Regions from separate parts of the Homo sapiens genome. Here region 2 is linked to region 1. Evidence: chromatin loops called from intact Hi-C (ENCODE). Cell type or tissue: ascending aorta. All regions are shown on one strand. Links, peaks and the distances in the headings refer to the core of each region. The heading gives the core; the rest is flanking DNA. Region 1 holds the start of MPIG6B (megakaryocyte and platelet inhibitory receptor G6b). Region 2 holds the start of CFB (complement factor B).

What was found. Peaks named below come from ENCODE experiments on the same cell type or tissue, not always from the same donor. Only the 100,000 strongest peaks of a DNase experiment are listed, where the experiment ranks them.
Region 2: a loop joins it to region 1, with 8 times the contacts of the local background. A loop is called at or near these places in 4 of 110 quality-filtered maps.

What each region holds. Positions count from the first base shown.
Region 1 is chr6:31,720,532-31,735,765 of GRCh38, forward strand. It overlaps MPIG6B (megakaryocyte and platelet inhibitory receptor G6b), which reads left to right and starts at 2,842. Exons shown (of 6, transcript NM_138272.3): 1 at 2,842-2,913; 2 at 3,108-3,455; 3 at 3,611-3,701; 4 at 4,056-4,096; 5 at 4,234-4,313; 6 at 4,439-6,183. The coding sequence starts at 2,853. The coding sequence ends at 4,543. It overlaps DDAH2 (DDAH family member 2, ADMA-independent), which reads right to left and starts at 8,768. Exons shown (of 6, transcript NM_001303007.2): 1 at 8,334-8,768; 2 at 8,115-8,214; 3 at 7,920-7,993; 4 at 7,642-7,761; 5 at 7,012-7,161; 6 at 6,509-6,822. The coding sequence starts at 8,630. The coding sequence ends at 6,706. It overlaps CLIC1 (chloride intracellular channel 1), which reads right to left. Exons shown (of 6, transcript NM_001288.6): 2 at 13,623-13,732; 3 at 13,305-13,430; 4 at 13,035-13,141; 5 at 11,686-11,867; 6 at 10,068-10,472. The coding sequence ends at 10,311. It overlaps LY6G6C (lymphocyte antigen 6 family member G6C), which reads right to left and starts at 1,215. Exons shown (of 3, transcript NM_025261.3): 1 at 1,097-1,215. The coding sequence starts at 1,148. RefSeq lists enhancers at 13,307-14,506, 14,181-14,475. In ascending aorta, for the core only: a CTCF peak has its summit at 8,979; DNase peaks (open chromatin) are centred at 7,116, 7,993, 9,320 and 9,780; H3K4me3 peaks cover 3,684 bases; H3K27ac peaks cover 5,665 bases.
Region 2 is chr6:31,937,783-31,952,486 of GRCh38, forward strand. It overlaps C2 (complement C2), which reads left to right. Exons shown (of 18, transcript NM_000063.6): 9 at 1,449-1,538; 10 at 5,177-5,317; 11 at 5,443-5,537; 12 at 5,634-5,745; 13 at 5,862-6,027; 14 at 6,135-6,211; 15 at 6,353-6,444; 16 at 6,945-7,071; 17 at 7,198-7,247; 18 at 7,396-7,890. The coding sequence ends at 7,575. It overlaps CFB (complement factor B), which reads left to right and starts at 8,313. Exons shown (of 18, transcript NM_001710.6): 1 at 8,313-8,503; 2 at 8,591-8,824; 3 at 9,225-9,410; 4 at 9,566-9,739; 5 at 9,960-10,061; 6 at 10,163-10,299; 7 at 10,592-10,730; 8 at 11,048-11,179; 9 at 11,461-11,562; 10 at 11,638-11,775; 11 at 12,268-12,365; 12 at 12,504-12,621; 13 at 12,837-12,990; 14 at 13,086-13,162; 4 more. The coding sequence starts at 8,440. The coding sequence ends at 14,248. It overlaps NELFE (negative elongation factor complex member E), which reads right to left. Exons shown (of 11, transcript NM_002904.6): 11 at 14,305-14,616. The coding sequence ends at 14,519. C2-AS1 (C2 antisense RNA 1) reads right to left here and starts at 3,942. Exons shown (of 3, transcript NR_104191.1): 1 at 3,403-3,942. RefSeq lists an enhancer at 9,544-10,043. In ascending aorta, for the core only: no CTCF peak of the experiment used is centred there; DNase peaks (open chromatin) are centred at 7,526, 7,779 and 8,169; H3K4me3 peaks cover 1,695 bases; H3K27ac peaks cover 2,511 bases.

The DNA of each region.
Region 1 (15,234 bases), core at 5,119-13,118:
ATGGGGAAAGAATGTGGATGGTGAAGGAGGAGATGGAAACTTGAAAGAAGGAGAAATAATAAAAATGAAAATCATGAGGGTTACAACACTGTCAGAAATGCCTTGGAACTTGAGGCTGGCGAGAAAGCCATCTGTGGCCAGCTTTAGCAATTTACAATTTACTCTTCACCTCCTGGAGCTGGCAAGAGTGTGGCAAGAGGAACCAGACCTGAATAGAATCCTCTCACCCCAGTAGCTCTTCAGCAGAAAGGAATGATACCTGAGAGACAGATCACCAGATTCCATCTTAGCACCTTATCAAAATGGAGAGGGTGGATACAGAAGGTGGCACCCCAAGTTTCCTGCTTCAGTTAATTCAAGGTTTGGGCAGGCAAGATTTGGTGACGCAGGGTCCGAGGGTGGAAGAGCCTGGTAAGTGTACCTCAGTGAAATCCACTTCACCCTGGAGGTAAGTGGCCCAGTTGTCCCCTCTTCAGAAGGCTCAAGAAAACGCTCTGTTTCCATGGAGGCTCTTAGATGTCACTGCAACCATCTAGAAAGTTTGTATCCCCTGTATGGGAGGAGGTATGCAACCCAGGAGGGGAGTAGGGGGTATCTAGGAAAGGCCATGGCTGAGAGACTGAACATGTGAGTCCCTGATGGAGTAGATGGGGAGGGTAGGTTACAAAAGGAGCCTGGGGCTGGATGCCTAGGTCTTCGAGAGGACACCTTACTGAGCACAGCAGATAGAGGAGAAGGCAGGTAAGCTAGACTCTGGAGAGTTGCATATTGAAGTGGGGCTGGTTGGGGAACTGGATACCAGAGTTTCCAAGGAGGAGACACCTTGGAGTGGGGAACAGGGGACCCAGAGCCCTGGCAGGTGAGAGAAATGGGTCTTTCTTGGAGGTGGGGAGGATGGATGGAGACCTGGCTTTTTGAGAAATAGAGCAAGGAGGCTGTCATAGGGAAGCCTGGTCTTGGTGGCACAGGAGAGCTGAGCCAGTTGGGGCTGGGGGTGTTGGGATCCCGAGTGGTGGGTAGGGCCGGGAAGTGGGTAGAGCAGGGTGTAAAGGTCCTGACCAGGCAAACCAGGTCTTTGGGGCCCCCAGGTGCTCACCTGAGACCCAGCAGAGCAGAACAGACAGGGTGAGCAGCATAAGGGCTTTCATGGCGAGGGTCCTGAGAATGGTGGCAACCACAGCAGCTGATAGAGTAGATTTTCAAGGATCCAGCTCTAGGAGTTGAGTGGCCTTTTTGGAATTTATAAACCCAAAGGCTCCTCCCTTCCCTGCCTCTGGTAGCCCCTCCCTTCTCACTTACTACGCAGCTGACCAGAGAAAAGACAAGGGGTGGGAAGGCACTGAGCAGGACTGAGTGGGGAGTAGGGATGGGAGAGAGGGATGGGGGAAGGCAGGTGCCACTAGTGGCCAATGCCATTGTGGTTCTTGGTTTCAGGCCAAGATGCCCTTCCTGGTCCCCAGCTAAGAGTCCTGCTGCTCAGTCCTCTGAATGAGCATCATCAAAGGCCTCTGTGATTTACAGTGTCCATGGTGGCAGCTTCTGCTGGTTCCTGGAAAATGGACAAAAGGATGTGGCCCAAATTAATTGCTGAATTTGGGTCCCTGGGTCCCTGCTGGGCATTGATAGGGGCATGCTGGTGGAAATTGGGGGAGGAATGGGTCAAATTAATCTCCATTCAGCCCCCACTCGGTCTTTCCAATGCCTGCTCAGCAATAAGTGACTCACTGATGGCTTCTGTGATGCCACAGCAGCAGAGGCAGGGGCTGGGGCTACTCATCCAGGAGAGCCACCACAGGTCTGCTAAGTAGGGCTGCCTCAGGCTCCCATGAAGGTTCTCAGGATGTCACCCGTGCTCCACTTGCGCTTGGTGTGGCCTTGTTGCTCCAGTCCAGCAGCAGCAATTGTCCTAGGTGTGGCTGTGTGCACCTGCTCCAAAGCACCTCCCCAGTCAAAACCTGCCAACTTGGGCAGGGTACCAAGCCAGGAGGAACAGCATGGGCACAGAGAGGTGAGGTAGAAGCTAAAATAAGAATAGAAATAGTAGGCCGGGTGTGGTGGCTCACACCTGTAATCTCAGCACTTTGGGAGGCCGAGGTGGGTGGATCACAAGGTCAAGAGATCGAGACCATCCTGGCCAACATGGTGAAACCCCATCTCTACTGAAAATACAAAAATTAGTCAGGTGTGGTGGCATGCACCTGTAGTTCCAGCTACTCAGGAGGCTGAGACAGGAGACTCACTTGAATCCAGGAGCCGGAGGCTGCAGTGAGTCGAGATTGCACTCCAGCCTGGCCACAGAGCAAGACTCTGACTCAAAAAAAAAAAAAAAAAAAAGAATAGAAATAGTAATAATAATGGCAAGCACTTACATAGTGATCCTATGTATTCTAAGCAGTTTACATGTATTACTTTATTTCGTTATCACAATCCCCTACAAAACAGGAGTTTTTTTTGTTGTTGTTTTTGAGACAGGGTCTGGCTGGCTCTGTCGCCCAGGCTGGAGTGCAATGGCCTGATCACAGTTCACTGCAACCTCGACCTCCTGAGCTCAAGCGATCCTCCCTCCTCAGCCTCCTAAGTAGCTGGGATTACAGGCGCACCTGAAAAGTTAAGCAGGCCAAAGCATTTGTGTAAATGGCCCGAGCACACATTTTAAGTGAGAACCATTTGAAGACTCCGAGTTTGCCTGCGAGGATTCCCAAAGGGATCTGGGCAGCTGGTGGCCCCGCCCCCTCTCTTATCGGAGCCCCCCAGCCCCTCCGTTCTCCCCACGCCTAACTTCCCTCCGGTCCCCCCCCAACCGGCCCCACGCCGCTGATTCGCTCGCAGCTTCTCCTCACCACATCCTAACCATGGCTGTGTTTCTGCAGCTGCTACCGCTGCTGCTCTCGAGGGCCCAAGGGAACCCTGGGGGTAAGCGATCCCTGGGAGAGTTGTGATAGACGCAGAGGGGCTGAAGCAAGATAAGGGCCGCCTAGTAGGGTGGGTTGTGTGTGGGAAGATCCAGGATGGCTGGAGTGCAGAACAGAGAAGAGAAAGAGGAGACGGGATGGAGGGTCGTCTTGCCCTGTGGACGTGCCCTAACCACAGCCTCCGGCCTCTCCTAGCTTCTCTGGACGGCCGCCCTGGGGACCGGGTGAATCTCTCCTGCGGAGGAGTCTCTCATCCCATCCGCTGGGTCTGGGCACCCAGCTTCCCGGCCTGCAAGGGCCTGTCCAAAGGACGCCGACCGATCCTGTGGGCCTCTTCGAGCGGGACCCCCACCGTGCCTCCCCTCCAGCCTTTCGTCGGCCGCCTACGCTCCCTGGACTCTGGTATCCGGCGGCTGGAGCTCCTCTTGAGCGCGGGGGACTCGGGCACTTTTTTCTGCAAGGGCCGCCACGAGGACGAGAGCCGTACAGTGCTTCACGTGCTGGGGGACAGGACCTATTGCAAGGCCCCCGGGCCTACCCATGGTAGGTGCAGGCCTGTGCGCACAAGGGTACTTAACTCCGACACATACCCGGAGGAGGGAAGAGGGCCTTGGCTGGGGGTTCTTGAGCGGGACTGCTGGCTGTCCCTCGTCAAACCCCTGACCTCAGCATCCCTCCCCGCCACGCCTTTCCCCCAGGGTCCGTGTATCCCCAGCTCCTGATCCCGCTGCTGGGCGCTGGGTTGGTGCTCGGACTGGGAGCTTTGGGCCTGGTCTGGTGGCTGCACAGGTGAGCAGGAGGGACCCGGCCTCGTTAAATGGGGAGTGACCAGAGGTGGAAGGGGCAGGACCAGAACCTTCGCAAAAGAAAGAGCTAGACCTAGAGCTCTGGTCCTGGCTTGGCGAAGAATGGGAGAGGTCAAAGGTGGGAGCGAGGCCGCTGACTGGTGAGTAGAGCCCCACCAGAGCAGATGAGCTGGAAGTGCAGCAGAGTTAGAGCCTGGGCTGGACTGTCGGTGGGGTAGAGTCTAAGTTGTTTCCGGTCTGAGCCTTCAAGTTGCTGGGCTGTCCTTGGCGTGGCGAGTCCCAGGAGAACCAGTGAGACAAGACTGGTGGTTCTCAAAGACTCATATGTCCCTTACAGGCGCCTGCCCCCGCAACCGATTCGACCACTCCCTAGATTTGGTGAGACTAATTCCACCCCATTTTCTTTCTCCTACATGCCCACTCCCCACCCCTCAATTCCTGAGTCTGAGCCCTTGCTGGGAGCAGACACGTTGGTCACCTTCTCTCCATCCTTCAGCTCTGTCCCCCCCACATAGCTCCACTTGTGAAAACCGAGCCCCAGAGGCCAGTAAAGGAGGAAGAGCCCAAGATTCCAGGGGACCTGGACCAGGAACCGGTAAGGGCATGGGGATGGGAAGGGGATAGCCAGAATCTCTGAGGAAAATGGACCAAAAAAAAAAAGGCCTGAACCCCAAGGAAGACTGTGGAGACCATCTTGTCTTCCTCCCCTTCCTCCTCCAGAGCCTGCTCTATGCGGATCTGGACCATCTAGCCCTCAGCAGGCCCCGCCGGCTGTCCACAGCGGACCCTGCTGATGCCTCCACCATCTATGCAGTTGTAGTTTGAAGGGAAGCCCTTACTCCAAACCTCCCAAGCTAGGGGATCCCAGCTCCCCATAATCCCTCTCCCCTCCTTGGTTCCTCACCTGGAAGAGGAAGGCACCATGGTATAGAAATAAGTGCTAGACTGGGAGTTGGGAGACCTGGGTTCCAGGCTGTCTCTGCCACTGGTCTTACTTCTAAACTTACTCCCATCTCTCCTATAACCTCCATGTCTCCCTCACCACCAGTGTCCTCTCTATACCCAATCAAGCCCTAGCTCCTTTTTTTTTTTTTTTTGAGACGGAGTCTCGCTCTGTTGCCCAGGCTGGAGTGCAGTGACACCATCTCCCTCACTGCAAGCTCCGCCTGCCGGGTTCACACCATTCTCCTGCCTCAGGCTCCTGAGTAGCTGGGACTACAGGCGCCCGCCACCACGCCCAGCTAATTTTTTGTATTTTTAGTAGAGACGGGGTTTCACTGTGTTAGCCAGGATGGTCTTGATCTGCTAACCTCGTGATCCACCCGCCCCGGCCTCCCAAAGTGCTAGGATTACAGGTGTGAGCCACCGCGCCCGGCCTGATTCTTTAAGCTGTTTTTCTTTGTTGCTGGTGTTTTCTTTTTGGACTCCTCTTCCTTGCTCCATATCCCTACAGTATTTCCCACCATTCTAGGTTTGTCCCTTTCTCTTCTTCTGGGACACTCTCATCAACAGTCAGTCCTCAGCCCCCTCCTCTGCAAATGACACTCAGAACTCTCTCTGGCTCAGATCTCAGATTTGGGATTAACAAACTTCCACTTAGACATTCTGCCTGACTGACCTCAGGCATTTCGCACTCTGAATGTCAAACCCAACTCATTGTCATCTCTGAAGCTGCTCACTTAATTCTCCTCTGTATTCTCTTTAACAACCCAGTTGCCCAACCCAGAAACTGGGAGTCACGCAGACCTCCTTTCTCTCTTACTCCCACACAATGAGCCATGAAGTCCAGTCTTTCTATCTTAACATCACTGTCAAACCCACACTGTATTCCATGCCCAGCGCTGCCACGTGAATGTACTCTGCTCACTTCCTTCCTGGATTACCCATAGCCCCACCTCATCCTCCTACCCTTGCTTTCCTCCCTGAAGTCAGAGAGATCCTACTCAAGAGATAACTGCTCCTGACAGCCCTTATTACAGAACTGAAGTACTCTCCTTAGCTTCAGCTCTGTGCCCACGTGCCTTGGCTTTGGATACAAGGTACTACAGCACTTTGTCCACTCTCCAGGCTTACCTGTGTCATTCCACATGCACATCTTAGAAAATGCCAGCCTTAGAGAATTCTCCCTAGCCCCAAAATGTCTTTGCCCAGTGCAATTCCTTCTTCCTGTATTACCCCTTTCCCTCCTTCACACTATCTGCCTGGCTAATTCTTATTTATCCTTAGTTCAAGTATGGCCTTTTCTGGGAAGGTGACCCTCCTTGGCCACCCCTTGCATATACTTTGATGCCCTAGGGCGCACCCCCTTTATTTCCCTCATAGAAACAGCCTTCTGTAAATTGTTCCATGACAACCTGTATTTCAATTTGTAAGAAATTTGCATGTACTGTGAGCTCCCCAACGTCAGGAGACTGACCCTTTTGATATCATTGCTAAGCCTCATTAAATGAATGAATGAAAATGAATGTCCCTGGAAGTGTCATTTCTTTTTCTTTATCAAATAGGGGTGGACTGGTAATCTACCAGTCTCTGAATCATCTAACATTTAGATAAATTCAGTGAGCAATCCACCCATACACTCTTTTCTCTGCCCTGGACACACTTCCCATGATAGAAATTCTGTCTTGTTCATCTTGTGCTCAAGTACCTATGACATGGTTGGGCAATGAGTTGATAAGTACCTAACAAGATTTTTGAATAAGAGGCCTTCTTCCCTGCACTGACCCCAAACTCAGGTTTCAGCCCTGCCCTATCCCTTTGCCCCAGTAAGACACCAGTCACAGCCCAGTCTAAAAGGTCAATTCTATTTTATTGGTTCTGAGAGGGAGGATTCACCCAGTGGATCCTTTTCCCTACACTCTCCCCTCCCCCAATATTGAGGCTCTCTCCCAACTACTGCCTATTCAGCATTCTCTATCTAACCCTCCTTCCCCTTCTACTTCCTATACTATCCTACCCCTGGCCAGCAGTACCCCAAGGCCAGGCCCTCAGCTGTGGGGGCGTGTGCTGAGCACCAAGCAGAGGGAGCTGAGCCCGGCGCCAGCCTTCTCCAGTTCTGAGCAGGACACAGGTACCAGGGTGACATCAGAGAGCTTCTGCAGTGCCTGCACAGGGAAGACATGGAGTGGGGAGAGGGGAGTGAGACCTCAGGCTGAGCCAGGCCACTCTTCCAGCCAGCTCAGAGTGGCCCCACCCAGGCTTCTAGAGAAGGTACCCTTCCTTCCTCCCACTAGGAAAGCCTGAAACTCTTTTCTCTGATGGTGCTTGGTGTTGGAGTTCCTGCCCTCTCTCACCTCCTGGCTGTTGGGCAGATCCCCACCTCCACGGTGCAGGAGGAAAGGGGGCACACCAGGCAACCCAGGACGAAGAAAGAGACAGTCAGCAGCTGCGTCATCTGGGAGGGTCAGGGAGGCATATGGGTGATCTGTCAGCACTGCCATTGCCTAGAGGAAAGAGGAAGTGTTCGAGTCTCAGAACCTCTCCACAGCTGTGTCTGCCTGCTCAACCACCACTAAGGGCTGGGGACGGACTGACATTTGTGGAAAATAATGACAGCAAGCACATAGAGCTTACGATATGTCAGACACTAAGTACTTTAGTTACCTTTGCTAATTTCCACCTTGGAATCACATGCAGTTATTTTCAACCCCCTACCTTCCCCAGCCCCTCCTATCTGTCCTACCCATCCTTAGAGTCACAGTTTAGGTGCCACCTTTGGGGTTTCCTGAAACTCCGGAAGAGCAAATTAATCACCCCTGTTCCCAGTCCTGCTGTTGTAACTTCTTATTTTCTCCTGTGTTCTTTCATGTAAGATGGACAGCCCATTGAGGGCAGGGGTTAGGGCTAATTTCCTAAGCCTCCCAGCTCCCGGCCTCCCGGGCCCAGAACTGCGCCCACTTTCGTTGGCCCCGCCCCCTCCTCACCCGGACAGCCTTTTGGGCAGCGTCGCTGCTGCCTGCCACAACAGTGCGAGGTCCCCCCATGCCGCAGAGACCGCGCAGGTGGGAGGGACCCGAGACTGGCACAGTGGAGACGGCGAAGTCCTAGGGAGAGCGAAGGGAGGTATTCAGGGGCGCGGGAGGGGTGATGGGGTATCTTCAAACATAGGCTGCTCTCTGCCTCTCATTTCCTCAGCGGGCGCCCAGGCCCTTCCGACCCCCACCTGCACCCCCTCCCTCCCTAGGCTGGTCCCGCTCCGCACCCGGAACGTGTCCGCCACGATCTCAGCTCCTCGGTGATTGGTCCATTTGGAGAGGCCTACGAAAAACTCCCGGCCTGAGTCCGGGAGGCCGCGGAGGTTTGAGGGCGGGAGTGAGTTAGAAACAAGGCTCCAGACGGCCGAGTCTCCCAAACTCTACTTCCCTGTGCCAAGACCTATGCCTCCCCCCAGCCTCACCGGTGAAGAGAACGTCAGTGCCATCCAGCGTCGCGTTCTCGTCTCCTATTTCCACAATTCGGAGCCCCAGGTCTTGCAGGGCTTTGCGGACTCCATCGACCTTAGGATAGGAGAAGAGGGCACGGAGCTGTGACACCCCCATCCTCAATTCTTCCCCAAAGCCCCGACATCCAGTTCCTTCTGCCTTTCCCCATACCACACCCGCGCCACGGCGCTCACCTCTGGCCTACGAGCGGGGCTCCAGGGCCGCGTGATTAGGGCCGTGTCCCCTTGGATCACGGCCGTGTCGCCAAGCAGCGGTCCCAGCGGCAATGACTCCTCAGGTGGCAGTTCTAGCAGCTGTAGCCCCAGTCGTTGCCTCAGTTTACCTCCCAGCACCCCGTGCTCCCTTTGAGCTTTGGCCAGATCCAGAGCGGGAAGGCCAGCCCCCGCACCTTCCCCCGACGCCAGGCTCTCTGGGACTCCCCGGATCAGGGCATGGGAGCAGCGGCCCAGCCCCTCCCCCGGCGTCCCCATCCCATCCACACAGACTCCCCCTCCAACCGCTCGGATTTCTTAGTTTTCTTGTTTCTTCACCTGTCTGGGAGAAGAAACAGAAAAGGAGGAGACAGAGAAAAAGACATGCAGACAAGGGCGTTGGGGGTGGTTAAGAGCGCCCAGGTCTTCCTCCTGCCATCTCTAGGCGTCCCTCCCACTCCGCCCCACCCACTCCAGACCTTCCGCTCCTGTCGACCTCACTCTACCCAGCACCCTCAGGGGTCAGATTCTTTAAGAGGAGCCTGAGGAACAAGGCTAGGGTCTCTAATCTCCAAAACACCTGTTGCCCCTGCTTGGGGGCTTGTGAGGTCCCTGTCGGGCGCCCCTCTTGGCAGCCACTAGGATGCGCTCACTCCCCAAAAATGCAGCAGCCCCGCCCCCTTAACCCTCAGCTGCTCGCTACCGCAGGGACTGGAAGTCCAGCCCGCGACCCGCAGGGGTTATGGGACAGAAGGAGAAAGCTGGAGAGGCAGGGGCTGGGGAATGGAAGTCCTGAATACCCGAACGAGAAGGGAGAGAGGTGGGTAGGAAGGGAGGAGTTCGAGCCTAAGGAGTTAAGCATCCTCTCTCCGCCCTGGCTGGTCACGCTGCCCCTAGCGCGACCTAGTATAAACCAGACCGAGTCCCGAAGGACTGGGAGAGGTCTAAAACGAAATGCGAGGGGCGGGGTAACAGGGGGCGTGGTTCCGGGGCGCTGGCACTACTCCCGGCTCCAGGACCCGGTTCCCCGTCTATGTCCCAAAGTCCACCCCGCCTAGCTCCGCGCCCAAATACCGGCTCCCCATACTCTCTGTCTGGTGCAGGCATGGGCCCGGCACCCCCAAACTCCGGCCCCCACACGGTTCAGGGCCCCCCACGCAAGACTCACCTCCAGCGGCCACCCCCACTCCTGTCGCGCTGTGATCTCGGCTGGGGCCCCACCCCCCGAGGACAGAGTTGGTGGAGAAGGGAGTCCCCGTCTTCAAGCCTCGGGGACTGGGAGCTCTGGCTTTTAGCGCGGGTCCTTGTGTAGGCGAGCTCATATACTACGATGGGGCAGGGGCGCGACGGTCTGGCGGCTCCGGGGCATTGTCTAAGCGGGACGGGGCGGGGCTTCTTCGGGCCACGCCCATTCCGCCCTGCTAAGCCTCGCCCATTACATCCAGACTGCGCCCCCCTTGCCAGAAATCGGCACCGCCCAGCGAGCGCTGCCCAGGCCCACCCAGATCTGGCCGGCCCTGGCGACGGGGCTGCAAACGCTTCGTAGACCTCAGAACAGCGCAACGGCGGACCGGCGGACCGGCACGAAACATAGCAGCCCCACCACAAACATTTCCCTTCTTAATTCCTGGCTTCTGCCCTGAGCTCAAGATCACTGACCCACCCCTCATTCCATGTCGCCCACACTTTAAATCCCCATTGCGTAAAAACACTTGATTTTTATTCTGTATTTTATTACTGAAATATGTTGTCCTACTCATCCCACCCCACAATAAAAATCTGACCCAGGCCCCCCATTTCTTTCCCTCATCCCCTCTTCCACCACACCATCCCGGAACAAGTGCTCCAGGATTCCCTGCCCACTGGCCATTTTGGAGTGTGTCCATTGGGTAGCAATGTGGAAACCACCAGGGCCTTTGTGGAGAAAATGGAGGGGGTTGAGGGAGTCCCAGGAGGGGCTTATTTGAGGGCCTTTGCCACTTGCTCATAGGCGAGCTCGATCTCCTCATCATCTGGACAGGTGGAAGCGAATTCTTCCCGGGCGTAGGCATTGCTCAAGTACCGATGCACTCCCCGGAAGGCCTCGGGGATGGTGAATCCCCGGTACTTCTTACACACCACCTGAGGATGGGGAGAGGAGAGGGACCAACATGTTAGACCCAGGGAAGCCACCTTGGCTTTCCCTTCTCCCCAGGCCGACATGATAAAACCAGCTCAACTCCTCACTGTCTTGTACTGTCGTTAGCCTTCCTTCTCACTTACTGAAATCCTGGCTTTTAATAACCAGCCATTTTTCCTGAGTTTTTAAAACTTGAGATATAATTTACTTATAAAATTCTCCTCTTGAATTTCCACAGTGACTTTTTCCCCCTATACCACTTCAGGCACTGACACAGGTGACTTTTGTCTCTATATTTTTCATCAGACTTTTTTTTTTTTGAGATGGAGTCTTGCTGTCACCCAGGCTGGAGTGCAATGGCGCGATCTTGGCTCACTGCAACCTCCGCCTCCCGGGTTCAAGTGATTCTCCTGCCTCAGCCTCCCAAATAGCTGTGATTACAGGTGCCCACCACCATGTGCGGCTAATTTTTGTAATTTTAGTAGAGATGGGGTTTCACCATGTTGGCCAGGCTGGTCTCGAACTCCTAACCTCAGGTGGTCCACCAGCCTTGGCCGCCCAAAGTGTTGGGATTATAGGCGTGAGCCACCACGCCCGGCCCATCTGACTTTTCATCATATATTCTTAACTTTCATGTGAATATTTTATTGTCTCAGATTTCAACCCTTTGAGAGCAAGGCCCAGTCACCATACACTTGTGTATCTTTCAATGCTTAGTACACAGATGTTCACTACATAGTTGTGTGGCAGACTGATGTCAGGCCCATGTTGCACAAACTAAACCATAGCTTTGAGACTATGACAAAAACATGGGAACCAGCAGTTTTGATCTTCCACAAGAGGAAGTGAAGACTGAAGTTATAAAGAAAGTTAAAGCTTTGACTTTAGGAAAAGCCTGCTCTGTCTAATCTGGGAATTTGGCAGTGATACCGAGACAGGAAGAGCATTCTTCAAAAGTAATACTGGGATGTATTCCTCTTTGCTAGTCTGTTTGCACCCATGACTTACATCATGGAATATAATTATCTCAAGCAGTGGTCTTGTTAGCAATGACTGCTGCAAAGGACTGGGGTGGGGTCTGCCATTGGTAGCAATTTATGAAAACCACCCTAAGAAAGAAATCGTCTTTAGAGTGGTTGTCAGGGGAAGCCCATGTGGGAGCTCCTTAAAGGGCCACTCCAGTGGTCATCCTCTCCTCCCGCAATAACCACACACCTGTACTATGTGTAACTTTGGCAACAGGTTGCAGTCAGCCAGGGTGAGCTCGTTGCCATCCAAAAACTTCCTCTGAGAGACACCTTCATCTTCAGCACTGGTTTCATCCACTTCTTCTGGGAGGGGGGATGTTAAGTAATTGTCTAAAACCTTCAGGGCTTTCAGGAGTCCCTTCTCCAGATCTGTGCAAGAGAGGGAACTGATTAGAACTTCAGGAAAAGATTGACATAGTCCGAAAAGGCCCGTTGGGGGTGGATACTAATGGTGAGTCCAAAATAATAATAGCTAACACTCATGTAGTTACTTTTCTATGTGTTATTCTAAGCACTTTACATTTTATTTTATGTTAGACGGAGTCTTGCTCCGTTGCCCAGGCTGGAGTGCAGTGGCATGATCCCGGCTCACTGCAACCTCTGCCTCCTAGATTCAAATGATTCTCCTGCCTCAGCCTCCTGAGTAGCTGGGATTACAGGTGCCTGCCACCACAACTGGCTAATTTTTGTATTTTTTTCAGTAGAGACCAGTCATGTTGGCCAGGCTGGTCTCCAACTCCTAACCTCAGGTGGTGCGCTAGCCTCGGCCTCCCAAAGTGAACACTTTACATTTTACAAACTCATTTATATCGCCGGGTGCAGTGGCTCACTCCTGTAATCCCAGCACTTTGGGAGGCCGAGGCAGGTGGATCACCTGAGGTCGGGAGTTCAAGACCAGCCTGGCCAACATGGTGAAACCCTGTCTCTACTAAAAATACAAAAATTAGCTGGGCGTGGTGATGCACGTCTGTAATCCCAGCTACTCAGGAGGCTGAGGCAGGAGAATTGCTTGAACCCGGCAGGCAGAGGTTGCAGTGAGCTGATTGCACCACTGCACTCCAGCCTGGGCGACAGAACGAGACTCCATCTCAAAAAAAAAGAAAAAAAAAAATTTATATCAACCCATGAAATAGGTATTGTCATCCTAATTTTGTGGATCTGGAAATGGACTTACAGAGAGGTGAAATGATTGCTCAAAATTATACGGCTAGTTGGATTTGTACTCAGGTAGTCTGGATCTAGAGTGATGACTGTTCTTAAGCATGACCCTATTCTGCCAGAAAACAGGCCAGCAGCCAACTAACGTCCTCAGTGGGGCAGAAGAGGCTAGGGAACAAATGAGAAAAGCTTAAAAGTCTTGGCCAATGAAAATGCAGGGAAATATAGAGGTAAAGCAAAAATGGGAAGCTGGGGGAAATTTACGAACATCTGCTTCATCTCCCTGATATCTGAACGTCCAGGTGCCCCTAATGTCTCCTACCCGCTGGGTCCTCTCTATTCCTCCCAGGACCCAGGCCTCTGACCCACAAGACTCACTGTCATTGAGTGCTGGGTTTGAATTCTTGATGTAGGCAGAAAATTTGGCAAATATGTCCAGCCCAGCTGTGTTGGACTCAGGGTTCAGAGCTGCCAGCTTGGGGTACCTGAAAGCCAATGGGAAAAATGAGGTAAGATGTCTTCCTGGGAGGAACCTCAGCTAGCTCTCCTGCCCCAGCCCCACCACCATCTCTGTTTTCCATTTCTGCAAACTGTCTGTTTCCCAGAATCTCCCTGCTCCACCTCTCCACTTTCTGAGTGCCCCTATACCTGGGAGGGCACAGCACTGCCTCCAGAAATTCCTCAATCTTGTTGGTGTCTGTGTGCACTTCAGTGCCATACAGCAGGAATGGGAGCTGCCCCCCTGGGCACAGCTTCTGCACTGTCTCGGTCCGCCTGGAGAAAGGATCAGGAATCAGGACTGGAAATGGGGGTCAGGAAGAACCAGAAAGGGGGAATGGAGGACGTGGGATAAGAAAGGGACTCCAGGGGGAGGGCAAAAATGTTCATGACAGAAGGACTCGGGTGGGTGTGTGTTTGCACACATGTGTACACCAGGGGTGTTTCAAGGAACATAAGCAGGCCTACCTTTTGGTGTCAACGGTGGTAACATTGAAGGTGACTCCCTTGAGCCACAGTACCATGAACAGTCTCTGGGAGAATGGGCAGTTCCCAATCTTGGCCCCATCACTGCCAGCCTGAAAAGTAACCCCAACCCAAGGTTATGCCTGATGCACCCCACCCATCCCTAGGCCAGTCCCTGCATTCCCACTCCCAGACCAGCTGTTTTCTGCCTAGTCATGACACATACACTGTCCCCTCACTATGGGCTCTTTGCCCTTGGGCCTGGGTCAAACCTAAGGCAGATCAATGGGAAACTGTTTTGCAAAGGCAGGCTTCTGGTTCCCCAGACACTGAGGACAGGTGGGAGGTAGGTAGAGGGAGGAGGTCCTGGAGAACTTGGGAGGATCTGAATCCTAGAGAGGGAAGGGTGTGGAACTTCAGTGAGGCCAGAGTTGTAGGCTAGAAGCCTGGATTTCTGGGTTCCTGAAGGGAGTAGAGTCTGAAGACAGGAGAGGTGGGTGGGGTTTGGGAGCCAGAGTTTTGGTTCTCTACACCTCCAATCCAAGGTGTCTTTGGGTGGGGAGTCTAGTCAAGGGGCCCTGGGCCTCGCGCTAGAGATGTGGAGGGCCCTACAGAGAGGGGCTGCCCTCTAATTAGCAAGTGGTGACCTCATTGGCCCAAGGGACACCTCCCCCTAAGCTGAGGGTGATTCATCTCTCTGTCTCCGGCTTCCTTCCTGTCAAGGATGTGGGGGAAGGGACAGTGAGGATGAGGCCTGGGCAGCTAAGGCTACCCCTAACCTGCTGCCAGGGTCTCCCAGCACAAGTCCTCTGACTGCAATAACCATCCTCTCACAGGACACAGGGCCGGAATCTCTGCGGCACAGCCTCACCCACGAGTAAAAATAGCCCCGGAGGCGAATGTGAGAGTGAGGTGGGGACCACACCTAAGGGGGCGGACCCAAGCAGGCTCCGACTTCCCTGGGCCCAGGGAGAGGGAATGGCTGCCCGAGAAACCCAAGCAGAAGGGAGAGGGAGACACAGGCAGAGACACACAAAGATGAGAGAAACAAAAGGGGGGAAGGGGAAAGAAAGGCGGCAGGAAAGTGGAGAGTGGGGAGACGTGCGTGCCAACGGAGAGACACAAACGGAGCGGGGAGAAGAGGACACTGTTAAGGAAGGGAGGGAGGGGCACAGCCAGGAGGTCCCAAGACTGGGAAATGAATGCAGCAGCGGTAGGGAGGGGAGCGGCCGCTGCAATCAGAGGGGGGCTGGGTGACACCGAGAAGCCTGCTGCCTGCAGTTTTGCTACCCAAATGCCATAGGACCATCTCTCCTTACCCACACCCGCAGAGAGAGGAGAGAGTTGGGGCAAGTCTTCTACTTCTCCAACCCCCAAATCCCAAAATGCCCTAACCGAGCTCTTCTCCTCCGTCTGATCTCTCTCCCACCCATCCTTGTGGTAGCTACGTTAAACTCACGTCTTCTTGCCACCTCCCCTTCTGTCCCTTTCCCCAGTCCTGGGGATATTCAATGCCACCCGATCACCTCTCCAGCTCTGCTTTTCAAACTCCGATCCCAGTCTCCTGTTTTGTTCCGCCCCTCCAAAGCTTCCCAATTTACTTGCTCTCACTCTC
Region 2 (14,704 bases), core at 4,730-12,729, 220 kb after region 1:
ACTTGAGGTTAGGAGTTTGAGATCAGACTGGCTAACATGGTGAAACCCCGTCTCTACTAAAAATACAAAACCATTAGCTGGGTGTGGTGGCAGGCGCCTGTAATCCCAGCTACTTGGGAGGCTGAGGCAGGAGAATTGCTTGAACCTGGGAGGCAGAGGTTGCAGTGAGCCAAGATCATGCCACTGCACTCCAGCCTGGGTGACAGACCAAGATCCTACCTTGTCTCAAAATAAAATAAATAAATAAATAGAATTAGTGTTGATGATGATGACCGTAACCACAATGACAGCAATGATGATCATGATGGCTGTCCTCCTTTCCTTACACAATTTTTATGGAAAGCTATTTAAGTTGCCTGTGTGAAAGTGCTCTGTGTTAGCTCTTGTTACCATCTGGGAGGTAACTTGGAGATAGATGAGGAAACGTGGCTCTTGAGCAGGAATGTCGAAGGGCACGGATGCAAGGAACAGTCTGTAGTGGATCTGGCCTTGTCATTTGCCTCTTGCTATTGTCCAAATTACACAGTTCCTCCAGGACTTAGTATATAAAATGAGGATACCCACTCTACCTGGGGTTTCATGAGAATTAAATGAGTTAAAGTATAGGAAGCACCTGGCCTGGTGCCTGGAATGTAGAACATTTCAGTAAAAGTGTGTATATATATATATGTATGTATATATATATATATGTATACATACATATATATATATATATATTTATTTTTTTGAGACAGGGTCTCACTCTATTGCCCAGGCTGGACTACAGTGGTGCGATCTCGGCTCACTGCAACCTCTGCCTCCCAGGCTGAAGCAATTCTCGTGCCTCAGCCTCCAGAGTAGCTGGGACTACAGGCATGTGTCACCATGCCTGGCTAATTTTTATTTTTATTTTTTGAGATGGAGTTTCACTCTTGTTGCCCAGGCTGGAGTGCAATGGCGCGATTTCGGCTCACCGCAACCTCCGCCTCCCAGGTTCAAGCGATTCTCCTGCCTCCTGAGTAGCTGGGATTACAGGCATGTGCCACCACACCCGGCTAATTTTGTATATTTAGTAGAGGTGCGGTTTCTCCATGTTGGTCAAGCTGGTCTCAAACTCCCAACCTCAGGTGATCCACCTGCCTTGGCCTCCCAAAGTGCTGGGATTACAGGCATGAGCCACCATGCCCGGCCACACCTGGCTAATTTTTTGTGGTTTTAGTAGAGACAGGGTTTCACCATGTTGCCCAGGCTGGTCTGGAACTCCTGAGCTCAGGCAATCCGCCTTCTTCGGTCTCCCAAAGTGCTAGGATTACAGGTGTGAGCCACCATGCCCAGCCTAAAAGTATATTTTGAAGCTCTCACAGGCAATGTAAATGTTGAGGTTCCCAGGCTAAATGCTTTCCTACTCTTCCAGGGCCTGGGGAAATCCTGATATTACCTAGAAGAATTCTTTATTCTCTTTGTTCTAGGAAAGTCCAATATGGGTGGCTCTCCCAAGACAGCTGTTGACCATATCAGAGAGATCCTGAACATCAACCAGAAGAGGAATGACTATCTGGGTGAGCCCCTGCCACTGCCACCACATTTGTTCTGCTCCTGCAGAGGTCATGAGATCTTCAGCCAGGGATCCCAGCATCTTAGCTATGGTCCAGAGCCACATGGTTTTATTTCTGCGTTGTTCTGTACAAAGGCAACTCATGTTGAAGAGCCTGGGGTCAAACTACTGCCCATGGTCTCAACCTTACCTTCTTTTTTTTTTTTTTTTTTTTTAAGACAGTGTCTCACTGACACTCAGAGTATATTCCTGGAAAGATGTCCACCCATGCCGGCCCAGAAGCTGGTCCAGAAAGTAACGATGTCCACCATGCCACCATGAAGTGCAGTGGTGCAATCATAGCTTACTGCAGCCTCAAATTCCTGGTTTCAAGTGATCCCCTCAACTCAGCTTCCCAAAGTGGTAGGATTACAGGTATGAGCCACTATGCTCAGCCCGTCTTCACAAATTTTTTAAAATTAATTTTTAAATTTTTTTTGAGACAGAATCTTGCCGTGTTGCCCAGGCTGGAGTGCAGTGACTCGATCTCAACTCACTGCAACCTCCACGTCCTGGCTTCAAATGATTCTCCTGCCTCAGCCTCCAGAGTAGCTGGGATTACAGGTGTGTGCCACCATGCCCGGCTCATTTTTGCATTTTTAATAGAGACAGAGTTTCACCATGTTGGCAGTCTGGTGTCAAACCCCTGGCCTCAAGTGATCCGCCTGCCTTGGTCTCCCAAGGTGCTGGGATTACAGATAGGCGTGAGCCACTGTGCCTGGCCAATTTTTAATTTTTTAATTATTATTTTTAATCAACAGCTTTAGACAGAGAACCTTGGTTTCATCTTCAGTGGGCTGTGGCCATGGGCAGTTTCTTCATCTGCAAAAGGGGAGTAGTACTAGGACCCAGCTCACAAGCTGACAGGGGAAGATGCTCAGACAAACACTGCCTGCCTGGCATAGAAAAATGCCCAGCATATGTTAGCCATGACCACGACCGTCGTCGTTATCATCATCATCATCATCATAGCATCTCATGTTTCAGGAAACTTTCCAGGAAGAAGGGACCTCGATTCCCTCTGGGGAATGTCCCTGGTGGTTGCTCTTTCAGCAGCACAGCTGGCTAACTAAGGCTTTGGCAGTTGCAGCCTCTAAAGGAAAAATTCCTCAGGTTCAGACTAAACACAAATTGCACTGACCTTTGATCAGAAAGTAATTTCAGAGAGAGAGATGCTCAGACAGGGAGGGCAGCTGGTTTTGAGCCCCAACCTTTCATCTTCCCCTTAGCTCCTCTCCTTTCCATTCACACTGCCCCCTCCCCCATCACCTGGCCCTCGGGGGTAAGCTGATTCCTCTTTAAAACTCTGGCCCAAGGAAGACAAAATTTAAAGCCCACTCCCTTCCTCCTTAGCATCACTGGACCAAGGTCAAATGCTACAAAAACATTTTATTGAAAATAAGCAGGAAACCAAACGAAAATAGTCAAAGAAAACGCACAAGGCACGATCGTTGTCTAGCTCCAACTGTAACTGTTTCTATCTGGGCCATTGCCAGATTGCCTCCTGGCTGAAGATCTCTTGGTCCACCTAAGCACCTTGCTTTTTACACACAACGCGGGGCTCTCTGAGAACAAAAATGGGCCACAAGGGGTGCAAAGGCTGGGAGAGGAGTAGACTCTGTGGTCTGTCTGAGGGCAGTTCTGACTGGCACCACAGTCGGAGGACAGGCGCGGCCTGTTGTGTGGGTCCAGGGCCTCCAGTGGGAAAACGTGGCTTTAGGCCCTTCTCCCAGATGCTACCTTTTACAGAGGAAGACCAGATCTGAGGTTTAGTTTCCATGTTGTGTTCTGAGTTCTTTCTATTCATTCAGTCATTTAAAAGTACTTACCAAACTACCACAAACCTGGGTGGCTTAGAACACAGAATTTCTTTTTCTTACAGTTCTGGAGGTTAGAAGTCTGAAATCAAGGTGTTGGCAGGGCCGTGCTTCCTCAGAAGGCTCTTGGGAAGAATTCTTTCCTGCCTTTTCCGGCTGCCGGCAGCTCCAACCTTGGCTTGCGGCAGCATAAACCCATTCTCTGCCTCTGTCTTCAACTCGCCTTCTTTTCTGTGTGTGCCTCTGTGTCATTACATGCTGTTCTCTTATATAGATAGGAGACCCACTACCTGTGTCTTTGTGTCCAAATTCCTTTCTTCTTTTTCTGTTCATTTGTTTGAGACAGAGTCTCGCTCTGTCACCCAGAAGCCCAGGCTGCAGTGCAGTGGCGGGATCCCGGCTCACTGTAACCTCTGCCTCCTGGGTTCAGGTGATTCTCGTGCCTCAGTCTCCCAAGAAGCTGGGATTACAGGCATGTGCCACCATGCCCGGCAAATTTTTGTATTTTTAGTAGAGACATGGTCTCGCCATGTTGGCTAGGCTGGTCTTAAACTCCTGGCCTCAAGGCGATCTGCCTGCCTTCGCCTCAAAAAAACTGCCGGGATTACAGGCATGAGTCACCACCATGCCCAGCCAGTTCACTTTTTTTTTTTTTTTTTTTTTTGAGATGGAGTCTTGCTCTGTTGCCCAGGCTGGAGTGCAGTGGTGCAATCTCGGCTCACTGCAACATCCGCCTCCCGGTTCAAGCGATTCTCCTGCCTCAGCCTCCTGAGTAGCTGGGATTACAGGTGTGTGCCAGCATGTCTGGCTAATTTTTGTATTTTTAGTAGAGACAGGGTTTCACCATGTTGGTCAGGCTGGTCTTGAATTCCTGACCTCGTGATCTGCCCGCCTCAGCCTCCCAGAGTGCTGGGATTACAGGTGTGAGCCACCGTGCCCGGCTCACCTCTTCTTTTTTTTTTTTTGAGACGGGGTTTTGCTCTTGTTGCCCAGGCTGGAGTGCAATGGCGCGATCTTGGCTCACCACAACCACCGCCTCCTGGTGATTACAGGTGTGAGCCACCACGCCTGGCTCTGGCTTACCTCTTCTTATAAGGACCTCAGTCATTGGATTAGAGCTCACCCTAATCTAGTATGACTTAATCTTAACTTGATTACATCTGCAAAGACCCTTTTTCCAAATAAAGTCACAGATACTGGGGATTAGGACTCGAACACATCTTTCTGGGGGACACAATTCCACCATTACAGGGAATAAACAGGATAAGAAAACCATAGAACCCAGCAGGTGGTAGGTGACACAAGCTAAGGGGTGTTGCCATGTTGCCCAGGCTGGTCTCAAACTTCTGGCTTCAAGGGATCCTCCCACCTTGCCTCCCAAAGTGGGGATGAAAGTTTGTCTGGGGCATTGCAGTTTTAGACAGGAAGACCAGGGAAGGCCTCACTGAGAAGGTGACATTTGAGCCAAGACTTAAAAAGGTACGAAAGTGAGCCATGTGGAAGTCTGGGGGGGAGGAGTGAACTAGGCAGAGGCACAGCTGGGCAAAGGGCCTGAGGTGTGACCATGCCTATGGATTTGAGGAACTTCAAAGAGGCTGTGTGCTGCAGGAGAGTGAAGGGCAGGGAGTGGCAGGAAATGAAGGCAGACAGGTAGCAGTGGGGAGGACGCAGGGGTCCAGCTCATGTAGGTCTTGATTGGACACAGTGAGTTTCAGATGACAGCCTCCTGTCTCATGGGGTAGCCCCAAAGCCACAGGAGTCTGGTGATTTCCCTCTTCCCCACCAGACATCTATGCCATCGGGGTGGGCAAGCTGGATGTGGACTGGAGAGAACTGAATGAGCTAGGGTCCAAGAAGGATGGTGAGAGGCATGCCTTCATTCTGCAGGACACAAAGGCTCTGCACCAGGTCTTTGAACATATGCTGGGTGAGTGAGCTTTGCCCTCCTTGGTGTGGGGAGGATGGTGAGGAGCCCGCCAGAGGCCCGTGTTGGGAACCTGGACACAGTGCCCCTCACTTGCCTCCTTCCCCATCTGATCCTCACACCCACAGATGTCTCCAAGCTCACAGACACCATCTGCGGGGTGGGGAACATGTCAGCAAACGCCTCTGACCAGGAGAGGACACCCTGGCATGTCACTATTAAGGTACCAGGAAGGAGGGGCAGGGCTTGGATTCCAGAGGTAAAAGCGGCCATGGGCCAGACATACTGCAATCTCTGAAAATCACCTGTTCCCCTGCAGCCCAAGAGCCAAGAGACCTGCCGGGGGGCCCTCATCTCCGACCAATGGGTCCTGACAGCAGCTCATTGCTTCCGCGATGGCAACGACCACTCCCTGTGGAGGGTCAATGTGGGTAAGGCAGGGGATGCACCAGCCTCCTGATCCTGAAGCCACAGATCCTACCACCTCACCCAGCCTCTGGCCCCTGCAGGAGCCCTGGTCTAGCCTAATCTAGTGTATCATTTCCAGGAGACCCCAAATCCCAGTGGGGCAAAGAATTCCTTATTGAGAAGGCGGTGATCTCCCCAGGGTTTGATGTCTTTGCCAAAAAGAACCAGGGAATCCTGGAGTTCTATGGTGATGACATAGCTCTGCTGAAGCTGGCCCAGAAAGTAAAGATGTCCACCCATGCCAGGTGCCTGGAGTCTGGGATGGGAGGGTGCCCTGCAGGGAAGAGTGCTCTGGAGATCCCTGGAAGAGATACTGGGGACAGGCTGGTGTGACCCTTGCTCTTCTCCCCAGGCCCATCTGCCTTCCCTGCACGATGGAGGCCAATCTGGCTCTGCGGAGACCTCAAGGCAGCACCTGTAGGGACCATGGTGAGTGCTGGGACTTATGGTGCTTGAGAGCTGGGGCCGGGGTTTGGGGGTGATAACAAGGACTAGGCTGCAGTCCCCAAGCCAGGAACCTGGATTCTGGGTAAAAGGACCAGCACCAACATCCCCTTCTCTTGACTATAGAGAATGAACTGCTGAACAAACAGAGTGTTCCTGCTCATTTTGTCGCCTTGAATGGGAGCAAACTGAACATTAACCTTAAGATGGGAGTGGAGGTGAGGGTCTCAGGTTGGGGATGCTGGGATCCCCCTGTGACAGCTCCCAGAATGTCTCTCTTCCTTCTCCAGGTCTGGCTGCTTTCTCTCTCTGACGCGGGTCACCCCTCCTCCCAAGCCTCACAAACCTGCTAGGTGTCCCTGGGTCTGCTTATTCTTTTTTTGTTGTTATTGAGATGGAGTCTTGCTCTGTCTCCCAGGCTGGAGTGCAGTGGCACGACCTCAGCTCACTGCAACTTCTGCCTCCTGGGTTCAAGCGATTCTCCTACTTCAGCCTCCCGAGTAGCTGAGATTACAGGTGCCCACCACCACACCAGCTAATTTTTGTATTTTTAGTAGAGACGGGATTTCGCCATGTTGGCCAGGATGGTCTTGAACTCCTGACCTCAAGTGATCTGCCTGCCTCAACCTCCCAAAGTGCTGAGATTACAGGCGTGAGCCACTGCACCCACCCGGGTCTGCTTATTCTACCCTTCTCTCTGGTTCCACCCCTGCTGCAGTGGACAAGCTGTGCCGAGGTTGTCTCCCAAGAAAAAACCATGTTCCCCAACTTGACAGATGTCAGGGAGGTGGTGACAGACCAGTTCCTATGCAGTGGGACCCAGGAGGATGAGAGTCCCTGCAAGGGTGAGTCCCTCACCATGCCTGGATTCCCAAGGGGAAGGCCACCTGTGTCTCTGTGGCCAGCATGCATGCCAGAACACCAGTCCACTGCCCTAGATGACACTGTCTCCTGTCACCCTTTGCTGGCAGGAGAATCTGGGGGAGCAGTTTTCCTTGAGCGGAGATTCAGGTTTTTTCAGGTGAGAAGGTAGAAGCTTGCAGGACCCAGGGGTTACAGGATCTCAGCCTTGTTGGGGGGATGAGGGAGGCCTTTGAGGGATCTAGGGAGGTTGGGGCTTACAGTTGGGGCTGTGGCAGCCTCCCAGCCAGTTCTCTCCTTTTCTCCAGGTGGGTCTGGTGAGCTGGGGTCTTTACAACCCCTGCCTTGGCTCTGCTGACAAAAACTCCCGCAAAAGGGCCCCTCGTAGCAAGGTCCCGCCGCCACGAGACTTTCACATCAATCTCTTCCGCATGCAGCCCTGGCTGAGGCAGCACCTGGGGGATGTCCTGAATTTTTTACCCCTCTAGCCATGGCCACTGAGCCCTCTGCTGCCCTGCCAGAATCTGCCGCCCCTCCATCTTCTACCTCTGAATGGCCACCCTTAGACCCTGTGATCCATCCTCTCTCCTAGCTGAGTAAATCCGGGTCTCTAGGATGCCAGAGGCAGCGCACACAAGCTGGGAAATCCTCAGGGCTCCTACCAGCAGGACTGCCTCGCTGCCCCACCTCCCGCTCCTTGGCCTGTCCCCAGATTCCTTCCCTGGTTGACTTGACTCATGCTTGTTTCACTTTCACATGGAATTTCCCAGTTATGAAATTAATAAAAATCAATGGTTTCCACATCTCTCAGTGCCTCTATCTGGAGGCCAGGTAGGGCTGGCCTTGGGGGAGGGGGAGGCCAGAATGACTCCAAGAGCTACAGGAAGGCAGGTCAGAGACCCCACTGGACAAACAGTGGCTGGACTCTGCACCATAACACACAATCAACAGGGGAGTGAGCTGGATCCTTATTTCTGGTCCCTAAGTGGGTGGTTTGGGCTTACTGGGGAGGAGCTAAGGCCGGAGAGGAGGTACTGAAGGGGAGAGTCCTGGACCTTTGGCAGCAAAGGGTGGGACTTCTGCAGTTTCTGTTTCCTTGACTGGCAGCTCAGCGGGGCCCTCCCGCTTGGATGTTCCGGGAAAGTGATGTGGGTAGGACAGGCGGGGCGAGCCGCAGGTGCCAGAACACAGATTGTATAAAAGGCTGGGGGCTGGTGGGGAGCAGGGGAAGGGAATGTGACCAGGTCTAGGTCTGGAGTTTCAGCTTGGACACTGAGCCAAGCAGACAAGCAAAGCAAGCCAGGACACACCATCCTGCCCCAGGCCCAGCTTCTCTCCTGCCTTCCAACGCCATGGGGAGCAATCTCAGCCCCCAACTCTGCCTGATGCCCTTTATCTTGGGCCTCTTGTCTGGAGGTAAGCGAGGGTAACCTTCCCTTCCTGCTGTCTCCAGCATCCCTCCTTGGCCTTTTGGGGCCAGGCTTCATCAGCCTTTCTCTTCAGGTGTGACCACCACTCCATGGTCTTTGGCCCGGCCCCAGGGATCCTGCTCTCTGGAGGGGGTAGAGATCAAAGGCGGCTCCTTCCGACTTCTCCAAGAGGGCCAGGCACTGGAGTACGTGTGTCCTTCTGGCTTCTACCCGTACCCTGTGCAGACACGTACCTGCAGATCTACGGGGTCCTGGAGCACCCTGAAGACTCAAGACCAAAAGACTGTCAGGAAGGCAGAGTGCAGAGGTTTGAGGGCAATGAGTGTGGGCAGTGGCCTAAGGCAGAAACAGGGCAGGCGGCAGCAAGGTCAGGACTAGGATGAGACTAGGCAGGGTGACAAGGTGGGCTGACCGGGAGTAGGAGCAGTTTTAGGGTGGCAGGCGGAAAGGGGGCAAGAAAAAGCGGAGTTAACCCTTACTAAGCATTTACCCTGGGCTTCCAGGCAGCCCTGGAAGTCAAGAGAACACTCAGAAATGGGGAGGGAGAAGCAGTGGAAATCCATATGGGTTGAGGAGTAGGTAAGATGCTGCTTCTGCGGGACTGGGAATGCGCTGTTTCTCAGTGACATGGTCTCCGAGACCAGGAGGGATACACCTAAGGCAGCCTTTCCCTCTTGATGACTTCTACTTGTCCCCCCTTCTCAAAGCAATCCACTGTCCAAGACCACACGACTTCGAGAACGGGGAATACTGGCCCCGGTCTCCCTACTACAATGTGAGTGATGAGATCTCTTTCCACTGCTATGACGGTTACACTCTCCGGGGCTCTGCCAATCGCACCTGCCAAGTGAATGGCCGATGGAGTGGGCAGACAGCGATCTGTGACAACGGAGGTGAGAAGCATCCCCTCCCCCTACATTGCTGTCTCCCTGACGGCGCCCAGCCCGAGGAGTGGGCACTCGGCTCCGGACACTGTAACTCTTGCTCTCTACCTTGCTCACGGGGCCTCAGGCTTCAGTGCTTACCTCGATGTCTCATACCTCTGCAGCGGGGTACTGCTCCAACCCGGGCATCCCCATTGGCACAAGGAAGGTGGGCAGCCAGTACCGCCTTGAAGACAGCGTCACCTACCACTGCAGCCGGGGGCTTACCCTGCGTGGCTCCCAGCGGCGAACGTGTCAGGAAGGTGGCTCTTGGAGCGGGACGGAGCCTTCCTGCCAAGGTGACCTTTGACCTGTACCCCCAGGTCAGATCCTGGTCTTCCATCCTACTGTCTTCTCTCCCCACCTCAACCCTGCTCTTTCCTCACTTTGTTTAAACCTCCCTGTACAACTATCTCACTTCTGAGCCTTTTATACCCTGGAAACCCATGATCCCCCGTCTCTTTGGTCACTGTATCCCTGACACTCCCAGACATTTGACCTCATTTCTGACTCTCCCAGACTCCTTCATGTACGACACCCCTCAAGAGGTGGCCGAAGCTTTCCTGTCTTCCCTGACAGAGACCATAGAAGGAGTCGATGCTGAGGATGGGCACGGCCCAGGTTTGAAGACAGAGAAGGGAGGCAGGGCAGGGAACTGGGGGAAAATGGAGAAGGGACAGAACTGTTAATGCTGGAGCCTGAGCCACTCTCCTGGCACCCAGGGGAACAACAGAAGCGGAAGATCGTCCTGGACCCTTCAGGCTCCATGAACATCTACCTGGTGCTAGATGGATCAGACAGCATTGGGGCCAGCAACTTCACAGGAGCCAAAAAGTGTCTAGTCAACTTAATTGAGAAGGTGGAATCCTCCTATCCCTGAACTCGGGGGAATGGAATCTCGCTGATCTTCCAGGACTAGCTCCCTGATCATTCCAGCCCCTCTGAACAACAGGGCCCCAGGAAAATCTCCAGGTCCTATTCTGTCCTCCTTCCCTTTTACTTGAAGCAGTTTCTTGACTGGTAATTCCTCCATGAACCTCAGCCCTTGAGCCTCTTACTGAGAGCCTCCCTGTCCCAGCAAAGTCGCTGAAATCTCCCAATCACAGTATTCTATTTTCAATGCCATGGCGCCTTGTTCTCCTCACCCACAGGTGGCAAGTTATGGTGTGAAGCCAAGATATGGTCTAGTGACATATGCCACATACCCCAAAATTTGGGTCAAAGTGTCTGAAGCAGACAGCAGTAATGCAGACTGGGTCACGAAGCAGCTCAATGAAATCAATTATGAAGGTCAGAGGTTAGGGAATGGTGGGAGGTTCACTTTGGGGTCAGGAGGTTCAGGGTGGAGGGGGTCATGAGACTACCTTGAGGGCGACAGGGAGGACCACTTTGTAGTCAAAAGTTGAACAGCAGGATCGTTGGGCAATGGAGGTTAGTGGGAACCTGTTGGGGGCTGGAAGGGCCACTTTGTGGTCAAAGGGAAGTCCGTGTAATGATGATTAACTTAAAAAGTTGAAAGATGTGGGATTTCAGTTGCAGATTGGTCTCTGGGGTTAAAAGATGGCTTGGAAGACCAGGTGAGGTGATGGTCTCTTCCCTCTCCACAGACCACAAGTTGAAGTCAGGGACTAACACCAAGAAGGCCCTCCAGGCAGTGTACAGCATGATGAGCTGGCCAGATGACGTCCCTCCTGAAGGCTGGAACCGCACCCGCCATGTCATCATCCTCATGACTGATGGTCAGAAGGGACCTCTCTCCTGTCCCAGCCTCCCCACCTTCTCAGACCAGCATGTGGCCCTTAAGTCCACTTGTAACACTATACCCATGGTTGGGGCCCTGAATGTGACTCATAGCTGGCTGTTCATCTCTCCTGTGACCCTTCATAAGGAATTCTTCCTAAGCCCTGTGATCAACTATCTCTAACCCTTCCTCAACTTGCTCACCCTGCCATGTGTATCCCTGCCTTTAGCCAGTTTATCTTCCTTATCTCCTACCCTCATGGTCCTGTCTCTTCTGCAGGATTGCACAACATGGGCGGGGACCCAATTACTGTCATTGATGAGATCCGGGACTTGCTATACATTGGCAAGGATCGCAAAAACCCAAGGGAGGATTATCTGGGTGAGTAACCTGCCTAGGACCCAGCACCCCACTTCCTCAGGGCTTGGACCCTCATCCTTCCTTTTTATCCCTCAGATGTCTATGTGTTTGGGGTCGGGCCTTTGGTGAACCAAGTGAACATCAATGCTTTGGCTTCCAAGAAAGACAATGAGCAACATGTGTTCAAAGTCAAGGATATGGAAAACCTGGAAGATGTTTTCTACCAAATGATCGGTAGGGAGATACAAGGGAATAAAGAACACAACTCTCCTCAGGTTCCCCTGAAGTAATTCATTCTTCCTCTACACCTGAAGCTCTAGTTGCCTGGAAAGCCTTCTTCATTCCTCCTTCTCTACCTCAGTGTCACTATTCTTGTTTCCTGGCACTGTTCACTTAACCTTAGAATCACAGAGCTCTGAGCACTTCAGAGATCTTTCTATAGTCCTACATTTGACACGTGGAAACAGAAGCCAAAGGAGGTCAAGGGACAGCAAGTTAGCAACAAGGGTGGGCTTGAAAACAGCCAGGCCTCTGACAGCTTGATCCCAAGTTCTTTCCCTTTTCAGTCCACCATAGCAGTTTTCTCCTAACACGAGGAAACAAATACCCGTGGTCTTTCCCTTTCTCCTTTTGGGCCTTTGCTCCCCATAGACTCCTACCCAAAAGGCTGCTGCCATTTGGGAATGAAGTGTTCCGAGTTTTCAGCACATTCTCCTTCTCTGCCAGATGAAAGCCAGTCTCTGAGTCTCTGTGGCATGGTTTGGGAACACAGGAAGGGTACCGATTACCACAAGCAACCATGGCAGGCCAAGATCTCAGTCATTGTAAGCACAGAATCCCAGTAGTGGGGACTTGGGGGAGGTGAGGTCAAGGTGAAATGGGAGTAGGGGAAGGAAAAAATGGCCATAAGAGATGGTGGTTTGTGAAAGTTGAGCTTTCCCTCTCTACTGTTGTGTCCCCAGCGCCCTTCAAAGGGACACGAGAGCTGTATGGGGGCTGTGGTGTCTGAGTACTTTGTGCTGACAGCAGCACATTGTTTCACTGTGGATGACAAGGAACACTCAATCAAGGTCAGCGTAGGTAAGGATGCAACTGAAGGTCCTGGGCTGCACCTATGCTCTCCAGGCAACACCTCCCACTTTCTACAGATCCTACACTCCACCCATCCTCAATGCAGCCCCATTCCTTGCACCCCAGACCAGTCAGGGATGGGGGAAGACGTGAAGTTAGGAATGACACGGGGCCAGAGGCAGGAAGCTGCCCACAAAGAGGTGGTACCTACTCTCCTACTTCAGGAGGGGAGAAGCGGGACCTGGAGATAGAAGTAGTCCTATTTCACCCCAACTACAACATTAATGGGAAAAAAGAAGCAGGAATTCCTGAATTTTATGACTATGACGTTGCCCTGATCAAGCTCAAGAATAAGCTGAAATATGGCCAGACTATCAGGTGAGAGCGTCCAGATCCCTGAGGAAAGGCTGGGAAAGGCTGGAGGACTGGGGTGAGGAGCAGGCCTGGTTTGCTGTTCTCCTTGTCCTTTATAGGCCCATTTGTCTCCCCTGCACCGAGGGAACAACTCGAGCTTTGAGGCTTCCTCCAACTACCACTTGCCAGCAACAAAGTAAGACATACTTGGCAAGAGGATAAGGATGAGATCCCAAGAGACAAGTGGGGCATGAGAGGGAGGTGCAATAGGAAGAGATGATGCCTGGCCCAGAACCTAGCTCTAGAAGGGCTTAGGGGACATCTACTGAGTGACAAAGGCAATGGGGAGATGACAGTGGTGGGAGCAGCTGAAGTGACGCAGTCTATTCGTCCAGAGGAAGAGCTGCTCCCTGCACAGGATATCAAAGCTCTGTTTGTGTCTGAGGAGGAGAAAAAGCTGACTCGGAAGGAGGTCTACATCAAGAATGGGGATAAGGTGAGAAACGGGCATCCTAAGGAGGCACTCTAGGCCCCAATCCTTCCTAAGCCACTTCTGTTCATTACTTCTCCATGCTTCCCACCTCCCCTACAGAAAGGCAGCTGTGAGAGAGATGCTCAATATGCCCCAGGCTATGACAAAGTCAAGGACATCTCAGAGGTGGTCACCCCTCGGTTCCTTTGTACTGGAGGAGTGAGTCCCTATGCTGACCCCAATACTTGCAGAGGTGAGAGAATGCTCTTTGGTTGTGCTACAAGTGCCCAAGGCCCAACAGTCCTTTTCTCTACAGCTTCTCCTCTCCTTGCAGGTGATTCTGGCGGCCCCTTGATAGTTCACAAGAGAAGTCGTTTCATTCAAGTGAGTCCTCCCTTTCCTATCTGGGGAGATGCCAAGTGGTCAGCATGGGCCCCAAAGCAGGAAAGCTCAATGCATGTGGCTAGTAATTCGAGGTAGGCAGAGCCTGCCTCACCTTAGGACCGCATGTCTTGCCTGCGTGTGTCAAGAACGAGGCTGAGCTGGGTCCCTAGTCTGATTCCTTTAGGTCAGCTAAGACACAAGCAGGAACAGCCATGCTTCCAGGATTAGGAATTCTACTGAATGATCCATGGCACCCCACTGCCTCTGCAGGTTGGTGTAATCAGCTGGGGAGTAGTGGATGTCTGCAAAAACCAGAAGCGGCAAAAGCAGGTACCTGCTCACGCCCGAGACTTTCACATCAACCTCTTTCAAGTGCTGCCCTGGCTGAAGGAGAAACTCCAAGATGAGGATTTGGGTTTTCTATAAGGGGTTTCCTGCTGGACAGGGGCGTGGGATTGAATTAAAACAGCTGCGACAACACCTGTGTTCCAGATCCTTTTGGGGCAAGGGAGTGGGGAACAGGCACTGGCCATGTTGTTACACTGAGATCAAACCTGACAGCCGTTTTTAAAGGTTTAACCCCAATCCCAAGTGCTGAAAAACCAGAGGCTGAGGGAGATGTGTAAGCTTCCACCTCAGTGTTTTACTGAGACCAGCATTGGGGCATATGAGGCACAAGGAATCCAGCTCTGTTCCCTAGAAGCCATCCACAAGGTTTTCCTTGTAGACGTCATCACTGTAGACAATCTGGGTCCTCTTGTCCCGGTGGCAACCCTTAGGGCTGTTCTGGACAGCTAGGGAGGGAGGAGAGGAACAGTTAAGGTCTAAAGGAGATCATAGAACAGACCCTGAGGCTGACTCCTGACCACCTCACTCCTGGCC